Linked DNA regions of Homo sapiens: region 2 is linked to region 1. The links are chromatin contacts, found by Hi-C or POLR2A ChIA-PET in ENCODE. All regions are on one chromosome and are shown on one strand. The core of a region is the stretch at or near the end of the contact, and the rest is flanking DNA. Distances in the headings are between cores, read along the strand shown. Region 1 holds the start of LINC02352 (long intergenic non-protein coding RNA 2352). Region 2 has its middle 130 kb from the start of KLF13.

Region 1 (6,796 bases), core at 3,082-5,581:
GCACCAAGAGTCATAACTAATATATCTTGTAGGTCAGCAGTCCCCAGCCTTTTTGGCACCAGGGACCAGTTTCATGGAAGACAATTTTTCCACAGACACAGGCTGAGCGGGGGATGGTTTCAGGGTGAACCTGTTCCACCTCAGATCATCAGGCATTAAGAGTCTTTTAAGGAATGTGCAACCTAGATCCCTCATACGCACAGTTCACAGTAGGGTTTGTGCTCCTATGAGAATCTAATGTCGCTGCTGGTCTGACAGGAGGCGGAGCTCAGGTGGTCATGCTCCCGCGCCTGCTACTCATCTTCTGCTATGTAGCCTGGTTCTTAACAAACCACAGACAGGGAATAGTCTGCAGCCCCGGGTTTGGGGACCACTGCTCTAGGTTGAAAGCCGCTCCAAATAAAATAAAGAGACAAGTGACTGATTACAAGATGTTTGCAAGATATATAATAGTCAAAAGGTTAATATACTTAATATATAACATTCCTGGAGTCATAACATTTTAAGACAAAGAACCTTAAAATACAGGCAGATAATAGAAGCTAAATGACAAGTATCTACATGCATGAAAACGAATCAACCTCTGAATTAGTTAGGGTAAAGCTCACCTGCTCTAACAAAGAGGCCTGATGATACAGAGGCTAGAAGAATAAACAGATTTGTTTCTGTATTAGGTTCTCCAGAGAACAGAACCAATAGGAGAAACACACACACACACACACATATATATATGATAAGTATGTGTATATTTATCTAATATATATTATAGATCTATATTAGACATTACATAGGCTATATATATACACAGACACACATGCACACACATTTATTTTAAGGAATTTTGAAGAATTTATTTTAGGGAACTGTTGTAAGGGATTCATTTTAAGGAATTGGCTTCTGCGGTTGTGGAGGCTTGGCAAATCCAAAATCTGCAGAGTAAGCCGGTAGGCTGGAGACCGATATTACAAGTTGGAGTTCACAAGCAGTTGGCCAGCAGAATTCCTCCTTGCTCAGAGCAGGTCAGTCTCTTTTCTCTTAAGGTCTTCAACTGATGGGATGAGATCTGCCCACATTGTGGAGAATAATCTGCTTTACTCAAAATCTTCTGATTTAAATGCTAATCTTATCTTAAAAAGTACTTTCACCGGTTGTGGTAGCTCAGGCCTGTAATCCCAGCACTTTGGGAAGCCAAGGTGGGCAGATCACTTCAGGTCAGGAGACCAGCCTGGCCAACATGGTGAAACCCCATCTCTACTAAAAATACAAAAATTAGCCAGGCATGGTGGCACATGCCTGTAATCCCAGCTACTTGGGAGGCTGAGGCACGAGAATCACTTGAACCTGGGAGGTGGAGGTTGCAGTGAGCCAAGATTGTGCCACCGCACTCCAGCCTGGGCAACAGAGTGAGACTGTCTCAATCAATCAATCAATTAATCAATACCTTCATAAAAACATCTAGAATAGTGTCTAATCAAATATCTGAGCGATGTAGCCAGATATTTAAGTTAACACATAAAATGTGCCATCCCTCTTTCTTTCTCAGGTTATGGATCTGAGCTGAGCAGCAGCTCTGCTCCTCCTGGTCCCCCCAAACCCCAGGACCCTTCTCTCCTGCTGCTCGCCTCCCCTTGGGCACTGCCACAGCCAGATTCTAGGCAGCTTGGAGGCCGAGGTACAGAAGAGGCTCCTATCACAGGCCTGCTCTTACTCTGTCACTGAGAACTTGGTCCTGTGGACAAGCCTAACTGTAAAGCAGGCTGGAATTGTAGTTGAGCTCAGCAGCTGCTGCCCAGCCACAGATCTGTTGGGTTGGAAGAAAAGGAACATGGATTGTTTTTTCCCTTTAGTGGAGGTGAGGTCTTGCTATGTTGCCCAGGTTGGCTTGAATTCCTGAGTTCAAGCGATCTTCCTACCTTAGCCTCCCAAAGTGCTAGGATTACAGGCATGAGCAAACCAAGAAGTCTCTACCCAACCTCCCTGTTAAAAAGGAAATGTAAACTAAATCCATGAACTACTTTCTTTTTTTTTGCTTATCAGATTGGCAAAAATTAAAAGTTTGTAATCAGTTGTATGTATCAGACAGGAGGGTTCTTAACCCATAGTAACAACTACAGAAAAAGATCTTATTTTGGAGGGCACTCCGAATCTTGAGGATGCAGGAGGAACAGGCTTGGAAAATGAGCAGGTGTCAAGAGGCCTCCCTAGGTCAATGGCAGAAGCAGGCTTGCTTGGACACTTTGGCCATGGGACATGATGCCACAGCTGGACAGAGTCATGGCCAGGCAATGCCACTAGCACCCCCATTGGACATTCTCTGCCTGTCCCAGGTCTGCAGATGCAGGGCCCTGGGGTTCTCTGCCCAAATGTCACCGTGCCCATTACCAGGGCCATCTGGGCCTGTTGAAGCTTCCCTCTTCCTCACTCTATGACCTGAAGGGGATGGAGGGTCCTTTTCTGGTGGGGTGGGGGTGGGGGTTGGGGAGGTGGAGGTCCAGTATGGAGCTTGAACCGGCAGGCTGGTGTAAGGTCCCCACTCTTTTGGAGGGTTTTACTAATGTCTCTAGGAATCTCAAACACACGGCCAGGCGCGGTGGCTCACGCTTGTAATCCCAGAACTTTGGGAGGCCGAGGCGGGTGGATCACAATGTGAGGAGTTCAAGACCAGCCTGGCCAACACAGTGAAACCCTATCTCTACTTAAAATACAAAAATCAGCTGGGCATAGTGGCAGGCCTGTAATCCCAGATATTTGGGAGGCTGAGGCAGGAGAACCGCTTGAACCCAGGAGGCGGAGGTTGCAGTGAGCTGAGATCGTGCCACTGCACTCCAGCCTGGGCGACAGAGCTAGACTCCATCTCAGAAAAAAAAAGAAAAAAGAAAAATCTCAATGCCACATAGCCAGTAGTTCCTCTTCTAGGAATCTTCCATTGGTTGCAGAAAAGAACATATTCTTAGTGTAAACAGTAATTCATGGAATAATACGCATATAAAAGTGGGAGGCCTCGTTGTTAACCTTATGAGCTCTGGAGTCAGGCTCAAATTCTGACTTCTGTACTTAGTAGCTGTGTGATCCTGGGCAGGCTACTTAACCTCTCTGTGCCTTAGGCGCCTCATCTGAAAAATGCGAGTAATAGTAATAAACTTTACTGAGGTTCGTGGTGATTAAATTAATATTTGCAAAGTGCTCAGAACTAGATCTTGGCATTTGATGAATACTGATTACCCATTAATTCTTTTTATGATATCCTGACCCCGTTTCTTCCATACAAAGCAGGTTAACATGCATCCGTGCATGTTGGTATGTGCCCAGAACTGTACACACGCACCCATTAACAATGGCTGCCTGGAAGTAGGGGTAAGAAGGAAGTGTGAGTATCCATGTCCCTTTGTGATAGATTTATTTGTGAATTACTGTAACTTCCTACATCAGGCACTGACACTTGTGGACAGGTGGGTAGGTAATAGGTAGTAGCTATACACAGGGGTGAACAAGGACCAAGCAGGCAAAGCCCCTGCCCTGGCACAGGGGACTCTTCCAGGTCTAACTCAGGCAGTGTAAGAACGCCCCAAGGGGCCTGGGATGCCCAGGAGCAGGGAAAGGGACTGAGGACCGGCGCTTCCCAGTGCCAGGCCACGGCACTCAGCATTAGCCACCCTGCTCCTGGAGGTTCTGGGGCCAGATGTCCCCCCAAGTACGCACGGTCATTCAGTGAACAAGTGCTCTCATCTGGAAGCGCACACGCCTCCGGCGGGCTGAACTGTGGAGAGGGTCCAGGCTCCACAGCGAACCGCCTCCCAGCAACCGGGCTCGCCCATCGGAGGCAGAGGTCTGGCAGGAAGGGCTGGGAAGGGCGGGGTCGGTGCGGCCTGACCCCTACACCCCTTAGGCCTGGAGGCGGATGTGCACTTCGCCCATTTCAACATTTCCTCCCCGGCTGGCCTCGGCCCAGGAAAGAGGCAGGGGTGCGGTTTCCCTCCGCCTCTCCCTCAGCCCTTCTCTCCCGCACCCCTCCTCCTCCTCCCACCGCTCCTTCCTCTCCTCCTTTCCCGCACCCCTCCTTTCTTTCTCGCTCATCTCTCTGCCCTCCTTGCCCCCTTCTTCTGCCCCTCCCCCTCCGCCTCCCCCTTCCCCTCCGCCTCCCCCTCCCCCTCCCCGGGTCCTCTCCCTCCCGTTCCCCCGCCTTGCCCTCCTCCTCCTCCTCGCGGCCCCCGCCCCGGAAACCTGGCTCGCCCCGGGAGGCTGAGGTGGGGCGCGCGGGGTGGTTCAGGGGCCCATCCTCTCCGCCTCCCGCGCGCCCCGCCCGACGGCTCGCACCTGCTTGGCGGCGGCCGCTGGATTCTCGGCCTCGGGCTGAGGAGGCAGGAGGGAAAGTGGGTCAGCGCGGGGCCGCGGCAGGGCTGCTGTTGTGCTTGGAAAGGGGCCCGGGGTGCCGGAGGCCTCTCCCAGGCGCGGCGGCAGGAGCGCCCGCGCGTGACACTCCAGGCACAAAGGGGCCGGGCCGCCGCCTGCACTGGGGCTCGGGCGTGCGGGGAGAGGCTGTCGGGCGCCGCACGCATGGACTGTGTTCCCCTTCCCGGCCACGGCTCGGGGCGGCGGGGGCCCGGGGCTCTCCTGTCCCCGAGCGATGTCCCCAAGGCCTAACACCGCGAGCCGGAGCTAGCAGGCGCCCACCACGCCCGCTCTTCGTTCGCCCCACCCGGGCTAGGTCTGGGCGGCTCCCTCCTCCGGACGCTGTCCCCGCCGCCCCGCCCTGCCCCCTGGTGTCAGCCACAGGCCTCAGCAGCCTGGCGTCCTCCTCCTGGGAGCATTTTTCTGACACCTCTGGGGGACCCGGTCCCCTGACCCCTACGCTCATGCGGTCTGCCCAGGTCTTGGGGGGGCGTTGGCTCTGTTTCCGGGAAACCTCCGAGGCTGATACCTGGCAGCAGCCCTGCGGAGGACTGCCCAGCCACTCACCTCCCGACCACCGTGCACCCCAGCAGCTCTGGGACGCCGGGCTCTGTGGGTGGGCTGGGTCGGGCTGCAGACATGGGTCACTGTCCTAGAGCAAGGACTGGCTGCGAGAGCAAGGAGGGGACCAGGCCTTTGAGATGTCAGTCCCCAAGCTCCCCTCTGCTGTCCCCTGCACAGGAGCAGAAGGGCATGGCCTGAGGGTCAGGGTGCCTCAGCTGGCTTCCTGCACTGCCGCACACCTTGTCCTGTGCCCCCCGCCCCCCGCGTGCTAGGACCTCACCGTCCTAACATGCCCAGAACTCTGGCTACTGCTGGAGCTGGGCCTCCTTCCTGGAGAGCCTATCCCCTGGGTCACCTGATGAATGTTTCACCCTGTTCCAGAAGCTTTCCAAATCTCTCGCCAGAATGCCTCTCCAGCCCTTGGCTCCTGTTGCACAATCTGCATCCTTCTGTGCCCACGCCTGGTGCAGGCCTCTTCTCAGGCTCTGGGAGGCTGGCCTCTGTGAACGCTGGGCTGAGCCAGCTTCTGACCCAGGAGGGGCCCAGGGCTGCAACATTCTCACCCTGCTCCAGGTTTGAGAAGGTATTTCCATGGGAAGCTTGTGTCAAATGCGTACCCTTCCTGTGTGTCCTCACGTGTGTGCAGCAGTAACTGCACAAGGCTATAGTCGGCACTGCTGAGCCTGGGGTAGCCCCTGAGCTTGTCTGAACCCAGCTGAGTGGAGCTCGATTGACAGGCAAGTGTTTGGTGTCCCCCTGGCTTGTAGAAGGGCCGATGTTAGCTCCTGAGACCACCATGTGTCTACTGCGAAAGGACAGCTGGACACCTGCAAGCCTCCTACAGATAGGGGAAGGAGGGAATGGGGAGAAGGGGAAAATCAGTAAAATACGACCTTTTCCAGCACCTGGGAGAGAAGGTGCTCTTGCACCAAGAGCCAGACACTGCTCTCCTGGGGGAGGGGGCCATCTTTCCCGGCTTCATCCCTCTCCCTGGCCTGGGAGGGAGGAGGAGACCCCCACTGGGCCATTCCAGGCAGGTGCTCAGCCAGTGGGCACCCTGGTCAAGCAAGCCTGGGTGCTCCAAGGTGAAAGGAACCTTAAACCCATTGGACTAGGACCCCAACCTTCTTACCACCCTCATCCAGGGACCCTTGTTTTGAAAACTTCTATATATTAAATAAATGGCAATTAAAACAGAAAAATCTGTGACTTTTTTTTTTTTTTTTTTTTTGAGACTGAGTCTCTCTTTGTTGCCCAGGCTGGAGTGCAGTGGCTCGATCTAGGCTCACTGCAAGCCCTGCCCCCCGGGTTCATGCCATTCTCCTGCCTCAGCCTCTGGAGTAGCTGGGACTACAGGTGCCCGCCACCACGCCCAGCTAATTTTTTGTATTTTTAGTAGAGACGGGGTTTCACCATGTTAGCCAGGATGGTCTCCATCTTCTGACCTCATGATCCATCTGCCTCGGCCTCCCAAAATGCTGAGATTACAGGCGTGAGCCACCGCGCTCGGCCCAGAAAAATCTCTTTTGAGTGTGACCCTCAGAAACTCAGCACCCTCAGGGAATTGGGCAGGGGTCGTGGAGGCCCCTCAGAGAAAGGGAGAACTGCTGGGGGTCCCCATCATACACATCCACGTTACACTTTCCTGCAGGACTGGAATTTTTTTTTTTTTTTAGACAGAGTTTCTCTCTCGTTGCCGAGGCTGGAGTGCAATGGCACGATTTTGGCTCATGGCAACCTCCACCTCCCAGGTTCAAGTGATTCTCCTGCCTCAGCCTCCCGAGTAGCTGGGTTTTCAGGCATTCGCCACCACACCGGCTAATTTTGTATTTTTAGTAGAGAC
Region 2 (6,630 bases), core at 1,265-3,764, 240 kb before region 1:
CATTATGTATTAATTAATTAACCTTCTGGAAAAAGAGAAACAAGCCCTGAGTGGGGCCACATGCAGGTCAGGAAGGAGGTGAGTTAGCAGGTATGCCAGGACCCACCTCGGAGCTCCTCTGGGGTGCTGGTCACAAACACCAGCGGCACAGTCACAGAACACCAGGGTATGTGAGTCACCTCTATGTATGACGGAGGCATCTGACAGCCATCACTGGCGCTTACCCTGGGAATGGTCCTATGGTCTAAGAAGAGTGTTGGCAGAGTTCTGAGTTAAGGAATCCAGGAGTGGCCAATTTGGAGATTCACTCCTTATCCATGAAGGACATCCGAACCCCTGGCCCATCCCTTGGAATGCAGACTGTACAGGGGATAGGAGCCCTTTGTTCTGGGTTAAATAGAGGTTGCTAGGTGGAGGGTGCTAAGTGAAAATGCTACATAAACTGTCTGCTTTTTACAAATGGTAGCAATCTTCCTGTCTAGTTTGCCACCACTGGAAGTGCCCCAATAAACCCTAGGTCTCATTCGCTGGCTCCAGCTCTTAGACATGTTGCCATCGCTACTGGAGTCAGTAGGGATCTGGCACAACACCTCAAGAACGTTCCTCAGATTCAGTTCAAGGATCTCGCTCAGAAATGGGTCTCAGTGCCCCAGAGTGAAGAACAAGTCCACATCCCAAGCCTGCAGTGGAGAATGAGCTCAGGGGCCAATGATCTGGTGGAAGGGCTTGCCCGAGAGAGAAACAGGGATCTCCACTGCCAGGAGGGATGAATAAACTCATCTGAATCAACCCAGCTAATCTGTCCACCCATCAATCCAGCCAACAACTTAAAAAAAATGCTCAAAATATGAGAAACATCTGCTAAAGATATGAGATTAATGAGGTTATAAAGAATGACCTTGTTTAGGACTATTTAAAGTCTAGAGGTGACTGCTGATGCTGGAAGAGTGACAAAGAAACATGAAGATCTTTTGTAGGGTTAAGGGGACAAAAAGCAGAATTCAGGGCCCACCAAGAATAGAAACACTAGTTGGGGCCAGGCTCAGTGACTCACGCCTGTAATTCCAGCACTTTGGGAGGCCAACACAGGCAGATAACTTGAGGTCAAGAGTTCGAGACCAGCCCGGCCAATATGGTGAAACCCCATCCCTACTAAAAATATAAAAATTAGCCAGGCATGGTGGTGGGTGCCTGTAGTCCCAGCTGTTCAGGAGACAGGAGAATCACTTGAACCCGGGAGGCGGAGGTTGCACTGAGCCAAGATCGCACCACTGCACTCCAGCCTGGGCGACAGAGCATGACTCCATCTTTAAGAAAAAAAAAAAAAAAAAGAGGCTGGGTGTGGTGGCTCATGCCTGTAATCCCAGCACTTTGGGAGCCTGAGGCGGGTGGATCACAAGGTCAGGAGATGGAGACCATCCTGGCTAACACGGTGAAACCCCGTCTCTATTAAAATACAAAAAAAAATTAGCTGAGCGTGGTGGCGGGCGCCTGTAGTCCCAGCTGGTGGCGGGCGCCTGTAGTCCCAGCTACTCAGGAGACTGAGGCAGGAGAATGGCGTGAATACGGGAGGCGGAGCTTGCAGTGAGCCAAGATCGCGCCACTGCACTCCAGTCTGGGCGACAGAGCAAGACTCCGTCTCAACAAAAAAAAAAAAAAGAAAGACTAGTTGGGGTGGGTGTCACCCTTTGCATGGGGATACCAAAAGATTGCCTTCTCTGAGAAAACAAGAAAATTAACCCTCATGAGGGCTACAGCCTGGCTTCAGTCATCAGTGTGGCTCAGGAGACCTCAATTTCTGAGCTGGATTAAAGAGAATGTTTATGCTATGAACCTGCCAGAAGCAAGTCTCTGTAAAAATAACAATAATAATAATAACAATAATATCATTATCCTATGCTTCAAAGTATTTTTATAAAGTTTTGCATACTTAATATCCAACTCAAAATGAAAGAGAACCAAGAATTCAAGAAGACAAATCAACACAAACGAAAACTAGTAGAAACAATAGGCAATAGAAATTGACCCATACAAGCCCCAAGTAGTGAGGATATCACATGGAGATTTTTAACTAGCTATGCTTACTACTTTCAAAAAGATAAAACACATAATTAAAAATTCTGCTGAAACTGAAACTGTTTTTTTTAAATGAAATAGCATAAATGAAAGAAGCCAGACCCAAAACGCTATATATCATATGATTCCATTCATATGACATTCTGCAAAAGATGAAACTATAAGGATGGAAAACACATCAGGGGTTATGAGATTCAGAGGATCAGGAGATGGCTATTATAAAGGGGATGCACAGGACAATTTTTAGGGTAATGGAGCTACTCTGTCTGCTACTGGAGTGCTAGCTACAAGTATCTCTGTGTTTGTCAAAACCCATAGAACTGTACACATTACAAAGAGTTCATTTTTAGTGCATGCAAATTACAAAACCTCAACCAGTAGGTTGGGGAATCCCAGGATGGAACACAGACTGTGACAAGACACTCACTGAATTACAAACATGACCTCCGTGAGGGGGTGGGAGGAGGAGCTGGCCTAAGTAAGTTGGGAAAGCGGTGTTCTTACTGGAAACACCTGCAGACAAAGGGAGCGATGCTCTACTCAGCACATGCATGTCAAGTGAGAGCAGGCTAATGATTCCGAAGCTTCCACACAGGTACACTGGGCTTGAACAAACAAGTGAAGGCATGCTGGGTGGTTAGAGCCAGTGTCTCAGTGTGGCGAGTGTGGAAGGGGGGTTATGGATCAACAGTGGGGGCGGGAATGAGTCCTGTAGGGCTGGCCTTGAGTCTGAGATATCAGTGTGAATCCAGGCTTAGTTCAGTGGACAAAGAGGGACAGAGAGAAATCACTAAAGGCACAGGATATGATATGGTTTGGATGTGATCCCAATGTGATCCCCAATGTTGGCAGATCTCCCATGAATGGCTTGGTGACTCCTCACAGTAATAAGTGACTTCGTGCTGTCAGTCCACACGAGAGGTGGTTGTTGAAAAGAGCCTGACACCCCTCCCCTCTCTCTTGCTCCCTCTGTGGCATGTGACGCACCAGCTCCCACTTTTCCTTCCACCATGACTGAAAGCTTCTTGACATCCTCACCAGAAACAGATGCTGGCTCCATGCTTCTTGCACAGCCTGCAGAACCATGAGCCAAATGAACTTTTTTCTTTATAAATTATCCAGCCTCAGGTATTCTTTTATGGCAATGCAAATAGACTAACATGATATACAAATGGGTGAGTACACATACATATGTGTCCTAGCTCTGTCCACTAAGAGAGGCTAGAGCAACAACTCTCCAGTGGCCAGGAGAACACCCAGCGCCCAGGTCTTGGGCTCTATACCATTTTCCAATCAAAGGAAACAGGATCCCTGGAGAAAGGAGAAATCCAGGAAAGAAAGGCAGAGGCTGCAGCATATCTCTGCTTCCCTTCAGCCTGAGTTGGGGGAGACCCCCAGGGTTGCCCCAGGTCTAGCTGGAGCTCATTTTGTCATATGCTTCAACTCAGGTCCATCCCTTCAAAGTCAGTGACACCACTCATCTGTGCTGCCATCAGAGGGACTTTGACAAAATGGGACTAGACCTGCCCTGAGGCCCCTAACCTAGAAAATCTCCGCACTCCCTTCACCCCAGCCTGCAGGGTCCTAAAGCCGGCTAGGCCTGCTCTGCATGGTTCACCAGGCCACCTCGTGGGACGCAGCTTTGCATGAAGAGGCCATTGGTTTTCTTCCTCCGCAGTTGCACCTGGAATCTCTGCCCACAAAAGCTAAGGGGGAGAAAATGGCCAGTCCAGGTGTCGCACAGCTGCAGGCAGAGATCCTGGCGGACCCCTTCTGTAACCAGAAGGCACCCTGTGGGGGGCTCCCTTTTGTCTTGGGGCACCTCCACCTCTACTTACAGCTGCCTGTGCCCCTGCGGCAGGCAGGGCAGGTTGGGAAAAATAGGTCCCAGCTGAGTCACACTCTTAGCTCCAGCCCAGACGGCTTCTTGGGCCAAGGCTGCTTCGGGCTGTGCTGTGCAGTACAAGAGTCTGGGTTTGTCTGGAATCCACAGTAAATAAAAAGGACATTCCCAAATGGCTCATGAAAATAACTTGCAAACACCAGGGAGAAAATAGATCATCTTAAGGAAAAAACAAAACTCCTAATCCACACTTCCTTCCCAGGCTCACTTTTTCCCAAAGAGATGTTTTTATAAAGTCATGAATGGGTTTTAAACACATATAGTAGAAGGACGGTGAAAGCAGGCTTAAAAGGGATGAAATGCTGATTTAGTTAAAAGAGAGTGATGCAGAGAACTGGGGTTTGGACACCCATTCCCGAGGAGCCACAGCCTGCAATGTGCCACGTGTCCCTCCAGACACCCAAGGCCATATGCGCATGCGTGAGGATATTTGTGTGAGTGCTTTGTACATGTGGGAGCATGCTGTGCACATGTCCAAATATCTTGATCACAGAATCCTGCTTTCTGGAAAGACACATGCCATTGTGTGAATGGATGATACTTAAGTCATCCTGTTTGGTGGGCATTGGGTGTTTCCTGACTTTTGTCACAAACACTGCTTCAGTGAACACATTTGTCATTGTCTTTACTCAATCATGAGCACATTTGCAGAATAAAATCCTACAGAAGAAATCACTGAGTCACATGTGTGCAAACACAGTTTGTTTGAGTGATGTTGCTGGAGCCGTGGGGAGTCGAGGTGGGCAGAGCCCAGCGAGGGGTCCACACCAAAACTGGCCAGACACCAGCCACAGGGCCTCTGACCTCGGCCACACTCCCCAGGGGGCACCAGAGGAGCAGCGCCAGCATGCCCCGAAGACAGGACGAATGCCCACAGTCAGCACCACCATAGGGAGGAGGAGCAGAGGAGGGCTGAGGAGACTCAGGCATCTGAATAAGACTGAGATTCCCATTAGGCTTTGCCCATCCAGGACCAGCTGAGAGGACCAGAAGCAGTGCTGAGTCCAATTGCCCTGTAGACCCTCCAGCCTGAGGAGCAAGGTGCAGTGGATGGGGACAACTGTTCCAGAAGTATGAGTGGGAAGCAGCTGCATTCATCTGCATGTAGGAGAAGCAGCCACATTCCCCTGTACCTGGAGTCTCAGCTGGAGGTCCACAGTATCTTCCCAGGAGAGGCAGGTCAGCATTTCTTATCCTGCCTCCAGCTGCCTGAGGTTAAGTTCTAGGTGAGGGTGACGAGAGGTGGGGGCTCCCTGATGTCCAGCCACCACTCGTGACATGAAGGCTCTGCCTTGGGCACAGTGCTGCTGAGAATAGTGAGGCCCCACCAGAAGAGGTAAGCTGAAAAAACCCAAAGCTACTGCCCACCTCCATCCATCAAGTGCCTAGCTCCTGAGGTGGGACTATCACCTGGAGAGAAGTGCACCCTTGTCCCCACCCCCAGCTCAATATCCATTGCTTGGAGATTTTTCCCAGAGAACCTGAGGAGTTCATCTGGAGTCAGAACATATATCAAATTCAGTTCATATCCACAAGGATTGGTTCCAGGACTCCCCAAGGATACCAAAATCCATGAGTGCTCAAGTCTCTTGTATAAAATGGCCTAGTATTTGCATATAAAATACACACATCCTCCCATATACTTTGAATCATTAAATTACTTATGCAAGGTAAATACTAATGCAATATACATGCTAGGTAAATATTTGTTATACTGTATTGCATAGGGAATAATGACAAAGAAAAAAGGCAGTTCAATATGGACACAACCATCTTCTTCTTTAAAAAAAAACAAACTAACAGTATTTTCTATCTGCGGTTGGTTAAATGATGGCTGTGGAACTCAATGATATGGAGGGCCAACAGTACCAACCTCCAGAACCACTCCTTCAAAGGATCCTGTATTTGATTGACTCCGTCTGTAGAGCAATTGAATCTCAAGGGCATTGTTGAGAACAACACCACAATCAGCCAGCAATTACTGGAGCTTAAAGCTGGTGTGGTCAGGGAAAGAGACAGTCAAAGAGGGACTGCCAAAACCACTGCCATCACTGTGACTGTGGAGCCAAAGCTGCCTGAAGAAGCAATAGCAAATGTTCAACACCAGGGGAGTAGGTTTCACTTAAACAATCCAGCCCTTCACTAAAAAATAAACAAGTAAATAGCAAGCCCTCTGGGGGAAATGGGGACAAGCACCCAGAGATGCTACAATATATTATCTGTTATCTAAAATATCCCAGCAAAAAATAATGAAACATGCTAAGAAACAGGAAAGCATCATCTGTACCTCAGAAAAAAACAGCAAGAGAAACTTCCTGTGAGAGTAACTCGATGTCAGATTTTTAAAAATAAATTTTATTTGTCTATATTTGAGGTTTACAACATGATGTTATATGTATACACAGAAAAATGGTTACAATAGTGTAGCAGATGAACATAGCTGTCATCTCCTATAGCTACTTTTTTGTGACAAGAGCAGCTAAATAGGTGTCAGATTTAACAAAGACTTTAAAGTGGCCATTATAATATGTTCAAAGAACTAAAGAAAGCCATGATTCAAGAAGTAAAGCATGATGACAATATCACATCAAATAGGAAATAGCAACAAAGAGAGAGAAATTATTTTTTAAATGAAGATACTGGAATTGGAA

Evidence for each region. A loop is a pair of places that touch in the nucleus more often than their neighbours do. ChIA-PET counts read pairs that join two places held with the same protein, here RNA polymerase II (POLR2A). Pooled maps may share reads with other maps.
Region 2: a loop to region 1 is called in a pooled map, with 3 times the contacts of the local background. The contact joins the enhancer-like site here to the promoter of LINC02352 in region 1. A Hi-C loop is called at or near these places in 4 of 168 maps with a recorded cell type or tissue (CD14-positive monocyte, IMR-90, MCF 10A and 1 more) and 8 of 50 pooled maps. POLR2A ChIA-PET finds 5 or more read pairs at or near these places in 13 of 52 experiments (BJ, CD4-positive, alpha-beta memory T cell, CD8-positive, alpha-beta memory T cell and 10 more).

Annotation. Positions count from the first base shown.
Region 1 is chr15:31,213,556-31,220,351 of GRCh38, reverse strand. It overlaps LINC02352 (long intergenic non-protein coding RNA 2352), which reads right to left and starts at 4,331. Exons shown (of 2, transcript NR_135834.1): 1 at 4,315-4,331. It overlaps LOC124903454 (a long non-coding RNA gene), which reads right to left and starts at 4,038. Exons shown (of 2, transcript XR_007064556.1): 1 at 3,223-4,038; 2 at 826-1,063.
Region 2 is chr15:31,455,140-31,461,769 of GRCh38, reverse strand. No RefSeq gene overlaps it. Among named protein-coding and RNA genes, the nearest start is that of KLF13, 130 kb to the right of the region's middle. Within about 2 kb of position 2,514, at least 4 of the 41 ENCODE cell types and tissues checked have a DNase peak (open chromatin) inside an H3K27ac peak, as active enhancers do; they include OCI-LY7, where a contact is called at or near this core.